Linked DNA regions of Homo sapiens: regions 2, 3 and 4 are each linked to region 1. A link is a loop called in an ENCODE intact Hi-C map of the cell type or tissue named here. Cell type or tissue: dorsolateral prefrontal cortex. All regions are shown on one strand. Region 1 overlaps LRRC1 (leucine rich repeat containing 1). Region 2 overlaps LRRC1 (leucine rich repeat containing 1). Region 3 overlaps LRRC1 (leucine rich repeat containing 1). Region 4 overlaps LOC101927189 (a long non-coding RNA gene).

What was found. Peaks named below come from ENCODE experiments on the same cell type or tissue, not always from the same donor. Only the 100,000 strongest peaks of a DNase experiment are listed, where the experiment ranks them.
Region 2: a loop joins it to region 1, with 2.2 times the contacts of the local background. A loop is called at or near these places in 6 of 110 quality-filtered maps.
Region 3: it touches region 1 in a loop (19-fold over the local background); 4 of 110 quality-filtered maps call a loop at or near these places.
Region 4: it touches region 1 in a loop (3-fold over the local background); 3 of 110 quality-filtered maps call a loop at or near these places.

Annotation. Positions count from the first base shown.
Region 1 is chr6:53,908,177-53,913,176 of GRCh38, reverse strand. All of the region lies in intron 10 of LRRC1 (leucine rich repeat containing 1), which reads right to left. Among named protein-coding and RNA genes, the nearest start is that of MLIP-IT1, 88 kb to the left of the region's middle. In dorsolateral prefrontal cortex, no CTCF peak of the experiment used is centred here; a DNase peak (open chromatin) is centred at 2,186; H3K27ac peaks cover 4,320 bases.
Region 2 is chr6:53,860,632-53,865,631 of GRCh38, reverse strand. All of the region lies in intron 2 of LRRC1 (leucine rich repeat containing 1), which reads right to left. Among named protein-coding and RNA genes, the nearest start is that of LRRC1, 68 kb to the right of the region's middle. In dorsolateral prefrontal cortex, a CTCF peak has its summit at 2,433; a DNase peak (open chromatin) is centred at 2,701; H3K4me3 peaks cover 961 bases; H3K27ac peaks cover 3,085 bases.
Region 3 is chr6:53,835,972-53,840,971 of GRCh38, reverse strand. All of the region lies in intron 1 of LRRC1 (leucine rich repeat containing 1), which reads right to left. Among named protein-coding and RNA genes, the nearest start is that of LRRC1, 43 kb to the right of the region's middle. In dorsolateral prefrontal cortex, a CTCF peak has its summit at 2,761; a DNase peak (open chromatin) is centred at 2,941; H3K4me3 peaks cover 1,369 bases; H3K27ac peaks cover 4,741 bases.
Region 4 is chr6:53,965,625-53,970,624 of GRCh38, reverse strand. All of the region lies in intron 1 of LOC101927189 (a long non-coding RNA gene), which reads right to left. Among named protein-coding and RNA genes, the nearest start is that of MLIP-IT1, 31 kb to the left of the region's middle. In dorsolateral prefrontal cortex, no CTCF peak of the experiment used is centred here; no DNase peak of the experiment used is centred here.

The DNA.
Region 1 (5,000 bases):
GCCTGCTCATAAAAGCACACAAATCAACACCTCCATCCACACCAAATTTGATTACCATTTTTTTAAAGTAAGCAATTTAAAGGTAACTGAGTTTTGTATGAGTCTGGTCTTCAAAAAGGAACATAAACACACAAAAAAATCCAATGATTCTCTTGAACAAATTGGCGGTGGTTTTTACAGTCAGGAAAACTGAATCAAGAGGGCAGAAAAATAGCTTGATCCCAGACACAACATTCTGCAGGACTCCATAAAGTACTACATTCTTCTTGTACTCACTCTCCTGACTAAGGGCAATTGCTAGAAAAGGCTCATGAAGGAACCTATTGATGTCTCTCCAACACATGGAAAAATACTACTCCAGAGCCTCCCACTTGTGAAAGAGCACAAGACTTGAATGGTCAATGATATCTGAATATATCTTCTGCCCTTTTCTATTTATACATGTGTTTAATATATGTATAAAATATCTTCAAAAGCAGAATGCATATTTTTGTGAATGGCTACATAATTACTTTCATACATAATCTTTTTATTTCCTCCCTTAAAAATATAAAGATTTCAAAATAATGTATTGAACCACAATATTTAACCATAATGTATATAAAAGAAAAATAAATATATAAGTAAATGTAGACTAACATTTGTCTCTGGTCATGTGGAAAGCACCCAGATATGTAGAAAGGCTTTTAGATTACTCCCTTTAGTCTCCGCATTCACATATTTCTCATCCCAGCAAAAATGGTCTAGTCATTATACCCTAAATACATTTTTATATTTTTGATCCCATTGTTTTTTATAGAAATGCCTTTTTAAATCTTACCAATGATCCAAAATTAGCTAAACATCGTCTATTCCTCCATTGAGTCTTCACAGAACGCTTTGGTCCATATAATAACACGCATTTCATAATTACGGTCTAACCCTCTGACAGCACAAAATACCACATGAAGAACCCTAAGATCATTTACCTGAGTTACAGCTTATTTGCACATGTTTATGTACACTCAAGGTACTTGGCAAGTATAGTATTCACGCTATCTACCCACCATGCATAGCCTCTCTGCCCACTAAATTTCTCATTTACATATGTTTATACACTTTATTTACTTACTTGTGAAAGACCTCTACTTAAAAGTTATCTGCCTCTATGTGTAGCAGTGGAGACAACAAAACTCTTTTTTGTTCCAGTAAGAATCACCAGAGTAGCCTTTCTTAGGTTTTAGAAACATCAAGCCCCAATATAGTGTGGATTTCCCATATGGCTGAGCATATTCTCCCTCCCTTGAGGAAGGGAATCAACAATTCTACCTAGGTGCCCAGAAATATCATGGAAGGAAAGCAATCAAAACCCTGATCCTTTTGATGATCAATATTATTAGAGTCTCTGATAAATTTAGACAATCCTGACAAAGATCTACTCATGAGAAAGAATGACTAGGTTCCCATGGGGCACCCTTGCCGCATCCCTGCTCCAGGTGGAGGAGCTTCGGTGTCAGGCTGGGGTTCAGAGGTACGGCTGCATGCCCTGAAGGAGAGCTTCCAAGTCAGCAGTTGGCTGAGGCTGAAGACCCCCGCTAGCGTCCTGATCTAGCTTTGAAGAGACAGGATTTATGTGTGACCCAAGGGGGGCAAAGCAGATATTATCATTCATATGATCGTCCGGATGGGATAATCAGCTCCTGGAAGACATACAGAGCTGGGACTGCATTTTAATTCTGGGCATCTTGTCTTGAAGCTGTCCACTGCCCTCCCACCACACCAACCTGTAAGATATCTGTTTTGGGGCCCTACTGCTATACCATGTGAACATTTTCAATTTGTATCATATGCATATATTATGTAGTCAAAAAAATTAATTAATTAAAGTGGGTCAGAGAAGGCTCTAAATAAATGTTCTGGACAAGATCCATTAATCATTTGGGAACATATTGTGTAAACTTCAATGAAGTGTGTGAGCTGTCTACTGTGTGTTATTGTTTCATTTTTCTTTTTCCTTTCCCACTCTAATCTCACACCCATTTGAGACGTCAAGGGGTGGAAAGCAATTGCGTACAAGAGCCTCTTAGGCCCTCTGGGTTGTCAAAGCAGGCAGTGTGACCTCCTGATCTCTATTGTCTATGGTTTATGAAAAACAATGCCAACAAAGAGCACATGTTGTTGCAGAGTGTGCTAGGGATGCCTTAATCACCCCACAAAGGCACATGCTGTCCCAGCGAACATTCACATAAACACAGCCCTCTTTCCAAATCAGCCAGGAAGGGATGGCACAACCTTTGGTTTTTAGAAAAGATTATTAAGCATTCAAACCCATAACTGAAAAGATATAGTTCATTATAGACGTCAGAGGGAGATGCGGTATGATGGAGGGAGCGGATGCTTTGAGACCATACAGACCTGGGCTAGAATTTAGGCTCAGTCATATGTTTTGTGGTTTTGGATATGTTACTTTAACCAAAAGTAACAATAATGATTAACTTAAATGAAACCACATATATAATTTGGCGCCTATCATAGAAACTGGCCTTTTGCTGTTGCCAAATAAATGTGGTAGCTATTTTTTTTTCCAGGAAATAAAAACCTCAGATCCAAATGATGAGTACAATCAACACCTGAATACCTACTATGTTCTTAGAACTGTACTGATGCTGGCAGTCTCTTTCCTGAACTTACCCGAATGTCTTAAAAAACCCATCTCCCTAACGATGTATCGCAGTGACATTTTGTATTAATAATAATGAAGACTGACATTATACACATCATTCATATATATTTTGGCTTTCTCTTTTGGGTTCAGGAGGCAGAGTTTACAGGTTTCTCAGTGGTAATCAGGATAAAATGTATCACTTAGAAGTTCTGGGAAGCAGAGTCACTGTTTAAATAACTTATTACCAGTTATGTAGGAAGCTGATATTTTTAAGCTTCCCTTAAACCACATAATAGCACCTTCCCAGAATACAAGGGGTTGGACTTGGATTCTCTGAGAATTATGGAATATAGCTGAGAATCTTTGTCCAGCCATTTTGTGTCTCTCTTAATTCAAAATGATACTCTCCTTAGCTGTTATGCACTGATTTAACCCATCTCAAGAAAATAGGTTCTGCAGATTATTGAGCAAACCTCTGCTCAGGTCAACTTTCACTAGGTATTAATTGCCTGCAGGTTAGCTCACCCAAGGAGGAGATCATGAGACAGATTCAGTGATTCAAAAAGGGAGCCTATGTTAGTCACGTCTGTTTATCTTCCATTTTTTAAATGCTTGCCTTAAGTATAAGGGAACTTTCACTTTCCTTCAGTATATTCCTTTTAATATTATTTGTAACATAATTGAACACACACCCCATTGGCAAAAAAAGAAAAGTGTACAATAAGTAAAATCTGGCCAAAACGCAATTTGAACAAAAATAATATGAAGCATAATTTTAGAATCCCATCATCTATGGCATATTATTCAAATGTTCCCTACTTCATAAATATTTTTGGCAATTGTGTGGCTTTGGGATTCCCTGAATTCTGAGGCCACTGACATCAAAATATCCACTAATAGCTACGGAATTCTTTTTTTTTTTTCTGATTATAAAAAAGTACCTTACATTGATTAGAAAAATAAAAACTAAACATACATGCACAGGAAAGCACAATGAAAAAAAATCAAATCTTACCACAAAGGGATAATCAGTATTAACATTATGAGGTACAATCTTCCAGTACCACTGCCTTGCATTTGTGATTATACATACACACTTTAACAATGCTTCTAAGAGGACTTTTATGGACCACATAGTTATTTCCTTCTATGGATGTATCACAGATTATTTAAGAAACTGCCCAGGTTAGACAATGCTAGTTAGGTCTGCCACTTCTTTGCTGTGTGACTCTGGACAAGTGACTTAACCTCTCTCAGTCTTAGTTTCACAATCTGTTGGACATTGAAAATGGTTTACCTATACCTCATAGAACTGTTGTGATAATTAGATAAGAATAAGTGCAAAAGCCCTTGGCACCATGCCTGGCACATGTTAGCTGCCTCTGTGGACACTTGGTATGGTGCCTGCTCCCATGTATAATGTGAGAAATGTTCTTGTACATCATTCTTAGTGTATATCCATAAATGTTTTCCTAGACGTGGAATTGCAGAATCAAAGGGTACGCACATTTCTAAAGTTTTTACTATTATCATATTCCCTTCCAGAAAGTCATAATAATTTATATTTACATGATAATATATATTTCCCTCCACCCTTGCCAAAATTTGGCATTATTAAATTTTTTTGTGAATACTGATGAGGCTGAAATTGTTTCACATTAGTTGCCATTTCTATTTGTTCTTGTGTGAATCACTTGCTGGTTTTTGTGGAAGTTTCTTTTTGTCTACTTCTCTATAGTAAATACATCTTTTCCTTATTGGTGTAGAAGAACTTCTAATAGAGTAAAGACAGATCTCTCATTTAAGATGCCTTAAATGTCTCCCTGCCCCCTTTCAAGAAAGTAAAGGCTGCTTTTACCTTCTTGAAGATCAGAAATCGAATTTTCCTGTAGACAATCCATCAACTATTTTTTATGACTTATTTCAAGTTTAGGAATTACTTCTCCATCTTGAAATTTGATGGTCAACTATATTTTATCTAATATTTTTATATTCTATATCATGTCTTTAATCAATAATTCATTTTAGAATACAACGGAAACTTATACTGAAAGAATTTTGAATTGCAATAATAAGAAGGCAGAAAAACTATCCACAAAATGAATATTCTATCACCACAGGCATTTCTGAGTATCATAGTAATATTTATGGGTAATTAATATTTACAGGTTGCCTGACTGAAAAAAGCTTTGATGAATGATCTGCAAATGCTATGTTGCCTCATCTGACTGGGTAAGTGTGGCTTAGTTGGCGTCTCTTTCATTTGGACTTAATGGAGACAAAAAGAAAACAGGACCCTAAACTTGGATATAAGCTCAATTTCTTCTAGCCAAAAACTCTTTATGGTCTGGCTCTC
Region 2 (5,000 bases), 48 kb after region 1:
ACCCTCACTGCCACATCGCTGATGTTAAAACAAATCAGAGACAAACAAAAAATAATATGGCATAAACAAATAGTACCCTCAATAATAAAACTACTCCACGAACTGTCCCATCAAGAGGTCCAGAGGCAGAGGGAACCCTAACAGGAATCAGCAATTGCATGTAGATATCAAAGACTAACAACCTTCTGCACAGACATTCTTTACGTCACCTTGGGACTTGCTCAAGATAAACAATTTCCCCATTTGAGTCTAATTACGTTTGTGTTTTGAGTGTTTAAGGAGAAAATATATAAGATGTGACCTACAGGTAAGCCCACTTAGGTTTTCCTTCTCATGCTTCTCATGTAAACTATTAACATCTGTACTGATCACCTTCTATATTTACCAATATTAAAGTGCTATGGATAATGCAAAAGCAAGATTACATAGAACTTGATCTTCTTCCCATACAACACTGTCCTCTACTATGAGAGGAGAGGAATTATTACAGCAGATTAATATTCTTGTTAGCACACTGAATTCTCAAAATGCTACATCAACTCCTGCTAAGAAAATGTGCACTATGGCTCATCCTGGCCGATGCTGAGCTGGCGCCTGTGCTCCAGCTGGCTGCCATGGTATCAAGAGTGCACACGCAATCGCCTCCTTTCAGCCATATGGACACTTTATATTTTTTAAGCACAATATTTCTATTTCCAATGAAAATCTGGAATTGCTTTCCAACTATCGATTGCTCAAAGAAGGCTTTGTTAAAATTAGTCACCTGACAGCTGGTGTCACTGCCACTTTAGACATAAGTGGTAAGTCCTAGGCACTGGGAGAAACAGCAGAGGACAGGCTCAGATCAGGAAAAGTGCAAAGGGGAATGAATTACTTCCCTCCAAGCCCTCTTTGACTATATAACTCCACACAAGAAGAGCTGCCATTTTTGAGGGCCTGTTATGTACCGGGTATCATGACTGGCACTTTGCATGCATTCTCTCTAATCTTTGCCACAAGTATTGAGATAGATAGCAGGAGTCCCATTAACAGATGCAGAAGCAGGCTTGGAAACATTAAATAAATTGTCCAAGGTCATTCTGCTGACATGTGAAAGAGCAGGGCTCTGAAATTCCAGCCATCTGCCTCGTGGCCGAGGAAGACTGCAAAGTAGCGGTTGAGGGTCTGAAGTCAGATTTGATCAGCTCCAGATACATTGCAGGAGTCAAAAATGCTGGAGGAATGCATATGGAGAGACAAAATGAGGAGTCAGAAACAAAGCCTGAGGTTCCAAGATACCATTTGGTACTCATTTTACACAGAGATGGGGGTGGATGAGCAGTGTGGGGAGAGAGGAAGCAAGTTTGCCGGGAAGTGAACCTGCTGTTATGAGGAGGGGAACAAGACACAGGCTTCTGTGGAGACCCAGGAGGCAGAGGGGAAGAGAACTGCGGAGTAGTCCCAGAAGTCAAAAGAGCAGAGAGTCACCCAGAGGGGGGATCATTGTGGCAACACAACAGGTAAGACAGACGTGGGCCTGGCTGTCAGGAATCCGTGGTCATCTTTGAGAGGACAAGGGCAGAGTGGTTTGAGGGAACGCCAAACTATTTTTACAAAGATTGAGAAGGCAGTAGATAAAGAGGAGGCAGACAGAGTGAGCATGCACAGTTGTTGTCAAATTCTAGTCGGAGACACAGTATTCACAGTTGGCAAAATGAAAGAAGTGGAGAGAAAGGTTTTCTGATAATAAAGCTGAATTTATTTACTTAAAAGGACTGTTGTTTAATCTGAGATTATATCCTGACTAGTGGGTTGAAATCTTTGTCTTTTACTAAATGACGGTGATATATTTTTATTATCAAAATAGTTAGCAATCCTGTGTCAGATCCCATTAAAAAAATTACACTGTTCTGTTAAATCTCCACATCTGAGAACATGGGGTAGAGTATACCTTCAAAAAGCCTGGCAACCAGAAGAGAAAAAGGGTGAATAGCTTGAGGAGAATACCAAGGTCAAGGGAAAGTTCATTCTGATGTTTTCGGGTTTGACTTATCTGGAAAATCTGAGGAGCTAGCAGAGAGGTAGACAAGACAAACAAAGTCCTTCTTCAGAAGGCAGCAAGGACAGCCACAGAGCTGAAGGGAGGGCTTGAACATAAAGACTTCAGAGACCTATCTACGTGGAGAGATGAAGAAGAGCCCGGGAGCGGAAGACCTGGAACAGTGTAAGAAACCCCATACATCGAAAACAGGCTCTTGGGATGAGATTCACTCATCCACAGAAGAGGCAAACGACAAAATCCCATGATCCTAAGAAGGAAATGAGGTGTCACAATAGGAAACCCTTCTGGGCAAAAATGAACACTGCATCTACTTGGCAATGCTATGTAAAGGGAGGAGGGCAGGGAGGAAGGGCCACAGGGCAGAAAACATAGGATCCTATTATGTATGAAAACCATGAATCCAGACCTGGCCAAGAATGGAATTCAAAAGCTATAATGAATAAAACAACTAGCAGTGAACAGAACAAGCATGTAAAAAGAGATGCTGACAGGCTGTAGTAAAATACTGAATGCTGTGACTTTGGGTACATTCAGTACATCATATTGCTTGATTTAGAATTATTTACTACTAGGATAAAACAAAGTCCTTGTGTGCCAAACAGGCTGGCTGATTAAGACAGTTTGAATGCCGTGCTGTGGGCTGCCTGACTCAATCCTGCTTAAAAATATCTGGAATTGTCAAACAAGACTAAATATGAATCCATGAGCCAAGTCTGCATTTGCTACCACAGCTGTTGTTCCGGGTGTGCAGGGGGAAAAAAATGTTAAATGGAGAATTTTTTTCAAATGCATCCCATTTATCATATTATTCCAACCACCACAGACTCACTGAGGAGGCAGCCAGCCTTGTAGACAAAGCCATAATTCCAAGCAGCCTTTCCAGAGCATACACAGGCTGAGCGGCATGGGTCTCCTGATGGTACAGAAGGGGAGGCAGGAAAGAGAGACGGCCTTTGTAAAATTTTATTTTGCACAATTCTTGGTACTTGCGCTGGCAGAAATTTTTCCTAATCAAAAAGGTTTTCACCTAAAGCCACAATTACCAAAATAACCCTTATACCTCAGCTTTTCCTCCCACACGGAGTTGGCTTAAATAAACACAAACATGTCCTGGGGTACAAGATGCTGATTCACACACACACAAAGTAAAGGTGAATTCCAGAATATTAAATGTGAGGTTTCATATGGGATAATGTGCAGAAAAAAATGTGGACAGTTTGGCACTTTTTACTTACTCTTCTTCCAAAACTATATACATAAACATACACACACACACACACACACACACACACACACACACACACGATTCAGGTTAATGGCTACTTCAAGAAGACAGCAATCAAATATCAAAAATGAGGGGAAAAAAGTTGTATTCATCTGATACATATCTTTCACTCAACATTACAGCTCATTTTAATCATTCCCATTTAATATGGCCAAAATTACAACTACTGGTATGTTCATACCAGAATTCTCTAGAGAAATGGAGTCTTCCAATGGATGAATGCTTTGATCCAGAAATGAAGTCTTTAACTTTCTCTGAAGTCTTCTCCACCTTCCTTAGGCCATGGGAATCTTTTCCTCCCCTGAACAGCAAATAAGCCTCTATGGTCAGGCTCACTCTTTCGGCATGAATTCAATGCTACCAGCTTCCATCCCTCTGTGCTGCCTTTCTAAGCAACACTTATCTTTCCAAATAGGATCTATGATTCTTGTCAGCTGGGACAGACATCCTACTATGTGTTCTCCTCTCACACGCCCGAACTATAGTGTTTGTCAATTAGAGACTCAGCCACAGGCTGAATGAGTCATTCAGACCCAAAAAACCTTCTCTGGGTAACACACAGAGAAGGTGAGAGGAGGGTGCAGGGCCAGGAGTGAACACACTTTTCCAGAAGGGCAGGAGAAGCCCTTTGGCCCAGATAAACTAGCTAGAACACTGATTCTCAATAGTCTCACCACTGTTTTCCAAAGCACATCCCTAATCCAGGTTTAATATAACCACTGGTTATCCCAGAGGCTGGGGATTCTCAAACTTCAGAGCACAAAAGAATCATCTGACCCGCTTAAAGAATGGTCTGGTCCCACTCCCAGCGACTGATTCAGCAGATCTAGGATGACGAGAAGGAATTTACACTTTAACCCAGCACTCTTGGAGATTCAGATAAAGGAGGTCTAATGGCAACCTCTAAAAAACACTGAGGGATTTAACTTTAGTGGTTCTCAGCTCTGGCTGAGATCAAAATCACCTGGGACCACCGTCCCCTGAGAATTGGAAAAGTCAGCCTGGGGTAGGACTCGGGCATTGTTCAAGGACATTAACAACAACACCTACATGCAGGTAGGTGAATCTAACATGCAGTTGAGAACCACTGCCAATGAGGACCTGGCCATTTTATTTTATTTTTTTTTAACTTCTATTTTAGGTTCAAAAGGTACACATGCAAATTTGTTACATGGGTAAATTGTGTGTCACAGGAATCTGGTGTACCAGGTAATCAGCATAATAATACCCAATAGGCAGTTTTTCAATCCTCAACCCTTCTCTCACCCGTCACCCTAAAAGCGGCCCCAGTGTCTGTCGTTCCCTTCTGTGTCCATGTGTTCTCAGTGTTTAGCGCCCACTTATAAGTGAGAACCTGCATTATCTGGGTTTCTGTTCCTGCGTTAATTCCCGTAGGATAGTGGCCTCCAGCTCCGTCCATGTTGCCCTGCCCATTTTAGTGTGGTATCTGACAATTACTCATGGCTCCCATCCACACTTCACCCCCATAATAAAGCTATTTCTGCTCTTACATTGAAGCAGATCCAACCTTTAGAGCCTGCACTGAAGGCTTTGTTAAACTGCCTCCAATGGGAAGTAACAATAGCAATGTGACAAGGGAAAGCTGTTTTGTTTAGTTGCGGATGGGGAAAGGAGGTGGTGGGAAATGGATGAAAAGCAGGACTGTTTGGATCT
Region 3 (5,000 bases), 72 kb after region 1:
TGATCTCCACTGCCACATGCAAGAAAGAGAATGTGCGCGCACGCACACACACACACACACACACACACACACACACACACACACACAAACACATACCCCCCCACCCCAGAGGAAACAAACATGATGCAGGGAGCAGAAAAAATAATTCCTCAACCAAAAAATAATTAATATCCTCAGAGAAATCACAGATGAAGCAACATAACACCATAAAAAGCATAATTAGAAGAATTAGAAATAAGCTTTCAGAAAGTGAAAAATATTGTAGCATTGATAAAAGAATCCCATAAAAGAGGTGAAAAATAAAGTTAATAGAGTCCTCAGAAGGTGGAATAAAAAGACAAAAAGATGGGAAAGTGGGAGAAAAAAAGAGAGGAAAACTAATGGACCGGTTCACAAGGTACTACAAAGTAATTCGTAGTTGAAAGAGAGAAATACAGGAAACTGCAGGACATGCTTTTTCTGGTTTGAGAGGGCCCACCATGCGACCAATAAAATGAATGAAAAAAAAAGTACATACCAAGGCATACCATAAGATGTTAGAACTCCAGAAATTAGATTCTAAAAGTTTCCAGGCACAGGAAATAAAGGAAAAAGGTCTTAACAAAGAATTGGGTATCAGAATGGCACTGGACTCAAAAGCAACCTTGAAAGTAAGAGGGCAATAAAGCAATGCCTTCAAAATTCCAAAAAAATCATTATTCCCAACCTAAAATTATATACCCAGCCAAACTATCAATTAAGTATGATTACAGAATAAAAACATTTCAGTCACGCATGGTATCAAAAAGTTCAGTTTCCTTGCACCTTTCTCAGGACTCCATCAAAATATGTAAGTAAACTTAAAAGAAAAACAACCTGAGATCCAGGAAACAGAGAATCAACAAAACAGAGAAAGGCAAAGGAAATTCCCAGAATAAAATCATGAAGGGAATTCCAAAATGTTGCTTGAATATCAGGCCCCAAGAGCAACCCATCTACACTGCAGCAATATGACAGCTCCCAGAGGGAGGTTTTGAAAAAATAAATAAAAACACACCTGAGGAATTATCTGACATGTTTGGAAGTATCAAAGGAAATTTGCAACTCTTTCAGAATGTTTGGTGATAAATTAGAAATAGGCATAAAGAAAACAAAGCAAGCAAAAGGAAAGAGGGTTATTAATTCCAGGGAAAATATAAAGTGAAAGAATATATAATCATAATATAAAATTTGATTATGAACAGTACTTACAGTCATAACATTATAATATCTATATTGGTAAAACCAAAATTTATGTTATGTCAATATTGAGAGAATGGGAAAGAAACTGTAAGAACTAAAGCCTCATCTTCCACAAAAAGAAATCCATAAATAACTCAAAGAGGAAAAAAAATCAAGCCGCAAAAGTCATTTAGCAATATGGAGGCAAATATTCGCAGAAATAGTCAAAAGCCAGAAACCGGAGTGGGGAAGGAGGCAAGAGGCTGCTGTTTTTCACTGTCACACTAAACAGCTTATTAGATTTTTAAACTATTTGCATACATTACTCTGCTAAAAATAGAAATTGAATTTACAAATGAAGAAGTCTCTACTAAGATTACAGGATGCTCCAAATGTTAATTTTGTAGGATGCTAACATTTAATAGACTTTATCTTTCTTTTTTTTGTTGGTAAAAAAGATTGTATATTTATATAATCATACAATTGCCTCTTGGAAAGCAATTGAGCAATACGTAAAAGAAAAAATCTTTTCAAGTCCACTGAAATACTTCTGGACACCTGTCCTCATAACTGAAAATAATGCACAAATACATCTTTGCACTATTATGTGTAAAAATAAAAAACTAGAAAACATACATTTCAAATAAGAAAAATGATTGCATATTATTAAATAATTCAATATTATGCAACAATAAAAATAAATATTATAAAGACCACAGAACTTGAAAAAGATTTACCATGCAAATATAACTTAAAAAGAAAACAAAATTGCTGATACACTACATTAAAAAAGCATGTGTGCATGTGGACTGACAGGAAGAGAACAAAGAAGAAAAAAGCAGTTATGTTGGGTGACAAAGATAATGCATGAATGACTTTTTAATTTAAAAACCATATTTTTTTAAAAAATAAAATGAACTATAAATCTCAGCAAATGAATGCTACCAATTAGCTATACAAGATGATGAGGAAAGTGCTCAACTACAGGACTAATCCTTTGCATTTCTTTACTCATGCAGTTGAGATTTAATTTCTTAAGGAAAGATATTGAAATGTCTTTATACTGGCTGAACTAAAGCATCAGCCAGCACAAAAGCCATTCAATAGAGTCACGTATTTGAATAATTGAGCTTATGCCAATTGTACAGAGTCTTGACAGTTTCATAATACATCAATGTGTTTACTCAAGCATGAAAAGCTCACTTTGTTTTCTAGGAAAGGCATAATAGCAAAACTACAAAACCCATCACCATCTCCATACATTCTGGGACCATTCAGAAATAAGACAAGAAATCAAGTCAATAAGGTACTTAGATGTACAGTGAATAATAAGTTCACTTTACATCTGTGGAAACGATAACCTACAAATCCTCACATCCAATAGAAGTCATAACAGCATGCAAATTTAAGGTTTGGTTCTGCATGTTACCAGCATCCTCCACTAGAGCCTGTCACAAATACTACTTTATTCAACTTGGGAAGTACATGCCAGATGTAAAAACAACCCCATCTGACATGATCCCAAATGAAACCAGTAATTCCTTAATCCTTCCCTCATTATCCTGATGTGATCTTAATATGGTATCCAAAGATCAACACAATGCCAAGGAAACTGTATTAAATTCTCAAATATTCAGCTTCCTTAGAGAGTCAGGAAAAATAACTCACTAAGCTATAAACCCTTCTGCCTTGCCTTTGAGATCAGCCAGAGCCCATGAAAAACAATTCCTGTAGCTGTCTTGGCAGGAAGCCTCAGTGCAGTGCAACCATGTGACAGAACACACAGACACCATTCTTCAACTCTACCATGTTTGATTATAGCTCACTAACCCACTTAGAGCACATTCTGTACAATTATATGCAAAGGAACCCAAATTGCCTCGGGTTGTTATGCTACACCCATCTTCTTAGAGCCACCATTGCTTTTAGTAGATACAGCCTTTAATTTGGCTAAATGTTCTCCCATTCTCCATTTCTGACAAGATTCTTTTCCTTCTTTTTTGGTAAAGTGTTAGTACCTCCCTTCTGCTTTTTAGAAAGGGACAAAGAAAATCTCAGTCCTAGAAGAGCTGGGTCCCCTTTTATTATTATATGGCCAAGGATCAGTCAATTGTCCCCCAGTTGCCCAAACTTCTCCTCTGCAATATAGAGAAAACATAAACCATTGTTACAAATTCAAATGGAGAACAACTAATGTAAAAAATGCTATTAATTCCTGAAAAACTATGGGACTCCTAACTATAATAACACCAAATTTACTCACAGATTTCCTTCCCAGAGACATTCTAACCTATCACATACATCTTGACCCCTTTTCATCCTACATAACTCTCATACCATCCCTACTCCGGTCCCCATCAACCTAGACTGCCTTTTTGGTCAACCACCTGTATGTGGTTGCATGGTAAACCAACAGTTCTAATCTCAAGGTAAGATGCACAGTACACATCATTTGTGTCATCTGGTATTGTTCTTTTCTGTGAGACTTGCAAAAAGTGACTGTGACTTTGTTACCCAGAAGTTATACTACTAGGTATAGATCTTTAAAAAAAAAACTCTCACATATATTTTTTCCAGAATATATATATAAAAATGTGCTTGAAAGAATTATTTATAATACCCCAAAACTATAAAAACCCAAACACCCATAAATAGTGGATCTGATAGAGGTATTATACATTATTACAATGAAATTCTACACAGCAATGAAAATGAAAGCTTACCGTTAGTTATGACATGGATGAATCTTAGAGATAATGTTCAGTGAATAAAGCCAGGCACACAAAAATGCATACTATATTATTTCATTTATATGTTGAATAAATCACCTGAACTAATTTGTTTACAGATGCATACAGAGGCAATAAAACCCAAAAGGATAAGCAAAGAGTGATTCCTATAAAATCAGGTTAGTGGCTACCTCTAGATATAAGAGGGGGGATTATGATCAGGAAAAGCATTCAATGGAAGCAGAATATGTAATTTGATACAAGTTTTTGGAGTCATGGTAATGTTCAATTTCTTAACCTGAATGGCAGTGACAGATGTTCACTTTATAATTTGCTGTAAGCTGTAAATTTATGCTTTAAGTTCTTTTCTATATATGTGTTTTATTTCACAATAAAAAAAACTTTTTAAAGTTTTAGACTACTTACTAATTAGGAAGGAAAATACCAATTACCACTAAGGACATCCAATTATTTAATTCATCAAAGTTAATAATATTAAAGAGCAATGGCATTAGATCTAGAGGAGGAGGGAGAAGCGACCATTATAACCAAAACAACAATGATAATGATAATAATACAGCAGTTAACCTCTACTGAGGGACACTATATGTTTGGCAGTAAGCCAAACACTTTACATGGATTATACTCTTTAATCATCTCAAGGTTGCCGCAATACTGATACCTACGCATATAAGTTAGCTTTTACTGAATAACAAACCATCCCAAATTTGGTGGCTCAAAACTACATGGATTTTTATTCCTCACGTTTCTGTGCGTTGGTTAGGTAATTCCGCTGCTGCTCTCATCTGGACTCATGCATCTACATTTGGCTAGTGTCAGAAGGGCTGGAAGATCCATGCTGGCCTCACTGCTATGTCTAGCAGTTAGTGCCAGCTGCCAGCTAGAGCTCCTCTGTGCTCCACAAGGCCTCTGTCCTCCTCCCTTAAGCTAGAGTGGCTTTCTTATATGAAGCTCCCAGAGAGCATTCAAAAAGGGCAACGGCAAAAGCTGCAAGGACTCTTGGGGCCTAAGCTTGAAATTTGCCTGATGTTGTCCTTTCTGCCAATGGAA
Region 4 (5,000 bases), 57 kb before region 1:
ACACAAAAATATATGCAGAGGCTAAAAAAGAGTTCTGAGAAATCAAAAATATGATAGCATAAATGTAAAACTCAGTAGAAGGAAGAAGAAATATTCCAGAAAGTAATATATTCCAGAAAGTAAAAGACAAAAGGATAGAAAATGGAAATTTATTTAATAAAAAATAGAAAATTAGGAAAGTCCAGTAGGTCAAAGATCCAAATAACAGAAAATCCAGAAACAGAGCACAGAGAAAAAAAGAGAGTAAATAGTTAAGAAAGTAATACAAAATAATTTTCCCGTAATTGAAGGAAATTAGTTTTCACATTGAAAGGGATACAAAGTTCTAATATAATGAACGAATATAGACCTCAATGAAGGCATGTCATTGTGAAATTTCAGAACAAGAGTAAAGCAGAGAAGAGCCTAAAAACACCAATGTTTTGTTCTTTTTGATTAAGAGTCAGAACAGTATTGCATCATTCAACAACACTAGAAGCTAGAACCCAAAATTATAAGGGGAAAAGATTTTCAACCTAGAATTCTGTATCTAAACTATTGAAAAAATATCCAAATAAAATAAATATATATTTTTCTTTTTTTTTTTTTTTTTTGAGACAGAGTCTCACTCTGGCACCCAGGCTGGAGTGCAGTGGTGCAATCTTGGCTCACTGCAAGCTCCATCTCCCCAGTTCACGCCATTCTCCTGCCTCAGCCTCCCAAATAGCTGGGACTACAGGTGCCCACCACCACGCCCAGCTAATTTTTTGTATATTTAGTAGAGACGGGGTTTCACCGTGTTAGCCAGGATGGTCTCGATCTCCTGACTTTATGATCTGCCCACCTCAGCCTCCCAAAGTGCTGGGATTACAGGCGTGAGCCACCGTGCCTGGCCAAAAATATTTTCTGATAATGTAAGATCTGAAAAAAATCTTTTTTTGAATACATCTTTCTCAGAAAACTACCAAAGAACATGTTCAACCAAAACAAAGGAGTAAACTAAGAAACAGGAAAACAAGGGAACCAAAAACAGGCAATCCAACATAATAGAGAAGTTTAAAAAATCTGTAGGGAGATGGGGGGAATTCCCAAGAACATAACTCTGGACCAAGTCTTGAGAGTAACTAGGAGAGTTTAGGACAAGTTGGAAGGCCCCAACAGGAATTTTTTCAAGAAGATGACTAGACAAAATTTAATGTGGCTGATTAAATTTGGACAACTGACAGAATTTAGGATTGAATTAGGAATAAACATAGAAAACAACTAAGTAAATAATGAGTATTAACTCCAAGGAAAATAAAGTATTTTACAAGAAAGAGTAATCATAGTATACCAGTTGGCTTATCTGTAAATAGCATTTTTATAGTCAAAATAACATTGAATATTGATCTAACCAAAATTGTGCTCCGCTTCACTAGGAGAGCAGGAGAGGAATAGAAGTAAACATGTATGATAGGTCAAAAGAGAAGCTATGAAGCAAAGGATATCAAGCAATACATTACGACTAAAACTACAAAAGTGTAGTAACAATAAAGTTGTAGCAAAAGAAGTAACAATATAAATCTGCTATATAGAGATATGGAGAAAATGTATTTTTAAGAATAGCTCTATTAGTTGAAAATGCTGCAGAGGAGTAGAAATTTGGGAGAATGGTTAGGGATACCAGTGAGTTGCTGTTTTTTGTTAAAATCCCTGTAGAGGGATTTCTCATTTCTTAACCTATGTGCATATGTAGTTTTAAATAGTTTAAATATAAAGTACTTATTCTTTTTAAAAATAATTTATCCAATAAAAAAATTACTGAATTAATTTTCTTCTTACTCTTACCACAAATAATTTAAAGTTAATATCAAAAATATAGTTCATAAACAAAAAAGTAAGCACAAATATAGAAGGAAATCAAGAGAAAGGAGAAAGAATACAAGTTTCTTAAAGAATTCCAAATTAATAGTAACACTTTTGTCTCTCTCCTCAACTGAAAGAAGTGAACACATAAAAGCTACTGTGATTTTGTGTGAGGTGTTTGTTTAGCGTTGCTTTGTTTTTATGAGAAGGAGATCTCTATAATTTTTTTAATGTTAAAAAGTTGTTCTCATATTTCCAAAAGCTGAGAACCACTGAGCTAGAAAATTGTTTATGACTCACAATTTTGAGCTGATCTAGTTTTCAAAAGTGAATGCATCTTGTTAATGTTCACATATCAACTCTGCTTCTCCCAAAGGACAACCACATGAAATAGAGGCAGTTATTTTTCCTGTAGGCCTCAGGATGTTTTTAAAGTATATATACATAAGTGGAATATCTGCACTAATGCTACTAATCCCAGGTGCATTTCTGCAAATGGGGATTTCTGTGAATCCATTCCTCTGAGAAATAAGCATTTTTATATCTGCTGTGTGTTCTGTTTGTCTAAATTATAGATGTAAAAGCCTAGGAAACCGGCAAGGATTTGTGTTGTGGTTTTTTAAAAAATAATATTCAAATTACATTAGGTACACTATGAGCTCCTAATAGTATTCCATGTTTTGTATTTTCTAACATTTGCATTTATTAAGCCAGAAGCTTAAACTGCAAACACCCAAGTCATGAATTTGGATAAGAAAGTTCTGAAGATTTTGATTCTAAGTTGGTTCATTTTATTTTCTAATATTTGTATTTCTCTTCACAAATAGCTATGATTTACCTAATAGGAAATTCACCAAAATATTAGGGGACATTGTTAATTTCTTTATGTGGAATCTGCATTTTCTAAAAGAAGAGCAGACCTGGAGGGAATAGCAAGAGCCGGCGATGACAGTGGAGGTCCAAGTGGCTCTGACAAACAGGTATTTGGATGTTGGAGTCTGAGACGTGGAGAAAGGGCTGGGCTGAAGAGATACATTTGGGACATCTGTGTTATAGAAGTTGCATTTAAAGCCAAGGGGATTCCTACGGTCACTGAAAGCAAGAGAACACAGTGAAGAAAGAAAAGCTCAAAGACTGAGGTCTAAAGAAATGCAAAACTTAAAGGACAGGTAAAAGATAAGGGAGACTCCAGAAATGCAGGAAGGAAACAAGGAAACCATGATGCTACAGAAGCCAAAGGAATGTCCTCAGGGTGTTTCATGAAAAAGGGAGTGTTGGTGCTTAGATTCACTAAGAGAAGGAGTAGAAGTTGTCACTGAATTTGGCATATATATCAAGCACATAAATAGTGGTTGAGGTTGATAATCATGAATTGATAGTGCTATTATTCCACTGGATTGTGGTTCTCTCTGCCAAGATTAGGAATTGACAGAGAGTAAAGAGTTGGGCTTATTCAGTGTTAGGGTTAGCCAGGCGAGAGACACAAAAGAAAGGTAGACAGAGGAATGAAAGTATTTACAAGAGAGTAATTATAATAATAGATTATGGAATCTGGCCTGGAAAGGAACAAAGTAAAAACATATTTTTACTTTGGACAGATTGATATTAAAAATAGCCTAGCAAGAACCATCTTTTGTTTATTATTTTTTCTTCATTTTTTATGTTTTTTCCCTTAGGATAGATTTCTAAAAGTAGAATCATTAGATCAAATGGTATAATTTTTTTTAAATTATTGATACATGCTGCCAAATTGCTTTCAAAAAAGTTCACGGCATCTTAAACTGGTCAACAAAGCATAACATTGCCTGTCTCCAAACTAGTCAACTTCAAGAAAGCTAAATATACATAATATAAGAAGAATAATATACAAGGTTTGATTGACATTAAAATTTTATCATCTCTGAAACCAAGTAAATTAGCTCCTACGTTTCCTTTACTCTCCTCCTACCCATGCATCCCTCTTTCTTGATCTTTTTCAGTTTCCGTTATAAAATAACCCTTTCCACATTGAGTAATTCTGCTTCAACTCAAAATCCTTAAAGTAGCTGTAGGTACTTTATTCAAGGAAAAGTTGAGCAAAAAGTTTTTAAAAATTATTATATGAACAAAAAAACTGGTTTTATTGCAGCAGCAAATATTCTCCCTCTTCTCCCACGCTCCCTTCTCTCTTTCTGCCTCTTTCTCCCTCTCTCTCTCTCTCACCTCCCCATCTCTCTCATATTTTTGGTCACTAAGAATTTAAGAAAGAAACAACTACAAGTGACTCTCACTCTTCTCTCCCTTGTAGCTAATTTGAGTCAGCATTTTCCTAACAGACCTAAAAGCTTTTACATAGATCCTTATGTTCAGAGCTTATTCCTAAGTGAAAGGAGAAAACAACCAGGATAGTGGCAAGGCAAACATGTCAGTCAGCCCATGCATAGATTGCTAAAGAGTTTTTATAAAACTCGGTACGATGATATCTTCTATATTCATATGTTTTTCCAATAAATGATTACCATTTCTAGGGCTTTGCATAACTTAAGAGAAAGACCGTTATTCCCTGGAGATTCTATCATGACCTATGGAACCTAAGGATGATAAGAGGAATAAGATATCATATGGCTCTAAATTTCTTTTTTTGTGTGGTGAGGGGGACAAAGTCTCACTCTGTTACCCAGGCTGTAGTTCTGTGGTGTGATCTTGGCTCACCGCGAACCTCTGCCTCTCATGTTCAAGCAATTCTCCTGCCTCAGCCTCCCAAGTAGCTGGGATTACAGGCGCGCGCCACTGCACCCGGCTTATTTTTTGTATTTTTAGTAGAGACAAGGTTTCACCATGTTGGCCAGGCTGGTCTTGAACTCCTGACCTCAGGTAATCTGCCTGCCTCGGCCTCCCAAAGTGCTGGGATTACAGGCGTGAGCCACCGCGCCCAGCCTCTAAATCTCTTAAAGAATTAGAAACTAAAATCCAGAGCAGTTAAGTACCTGGTTCAGGAAACACAGCCAATCAGTAACTAATTTCAGACAAAGACTGAGTCACTGTCTCCTGAGCCAGTTCTGCTCTTGTCGTCCTCATGATAGGCAGATGTATGCAAATTGGTAGACAATGAAGATGTTTCTGGGTATAAGTGGTGAAAACATCAATAACCTCACATCAGATGTTACAATACAAGATAAATTTTCTATATCATACTA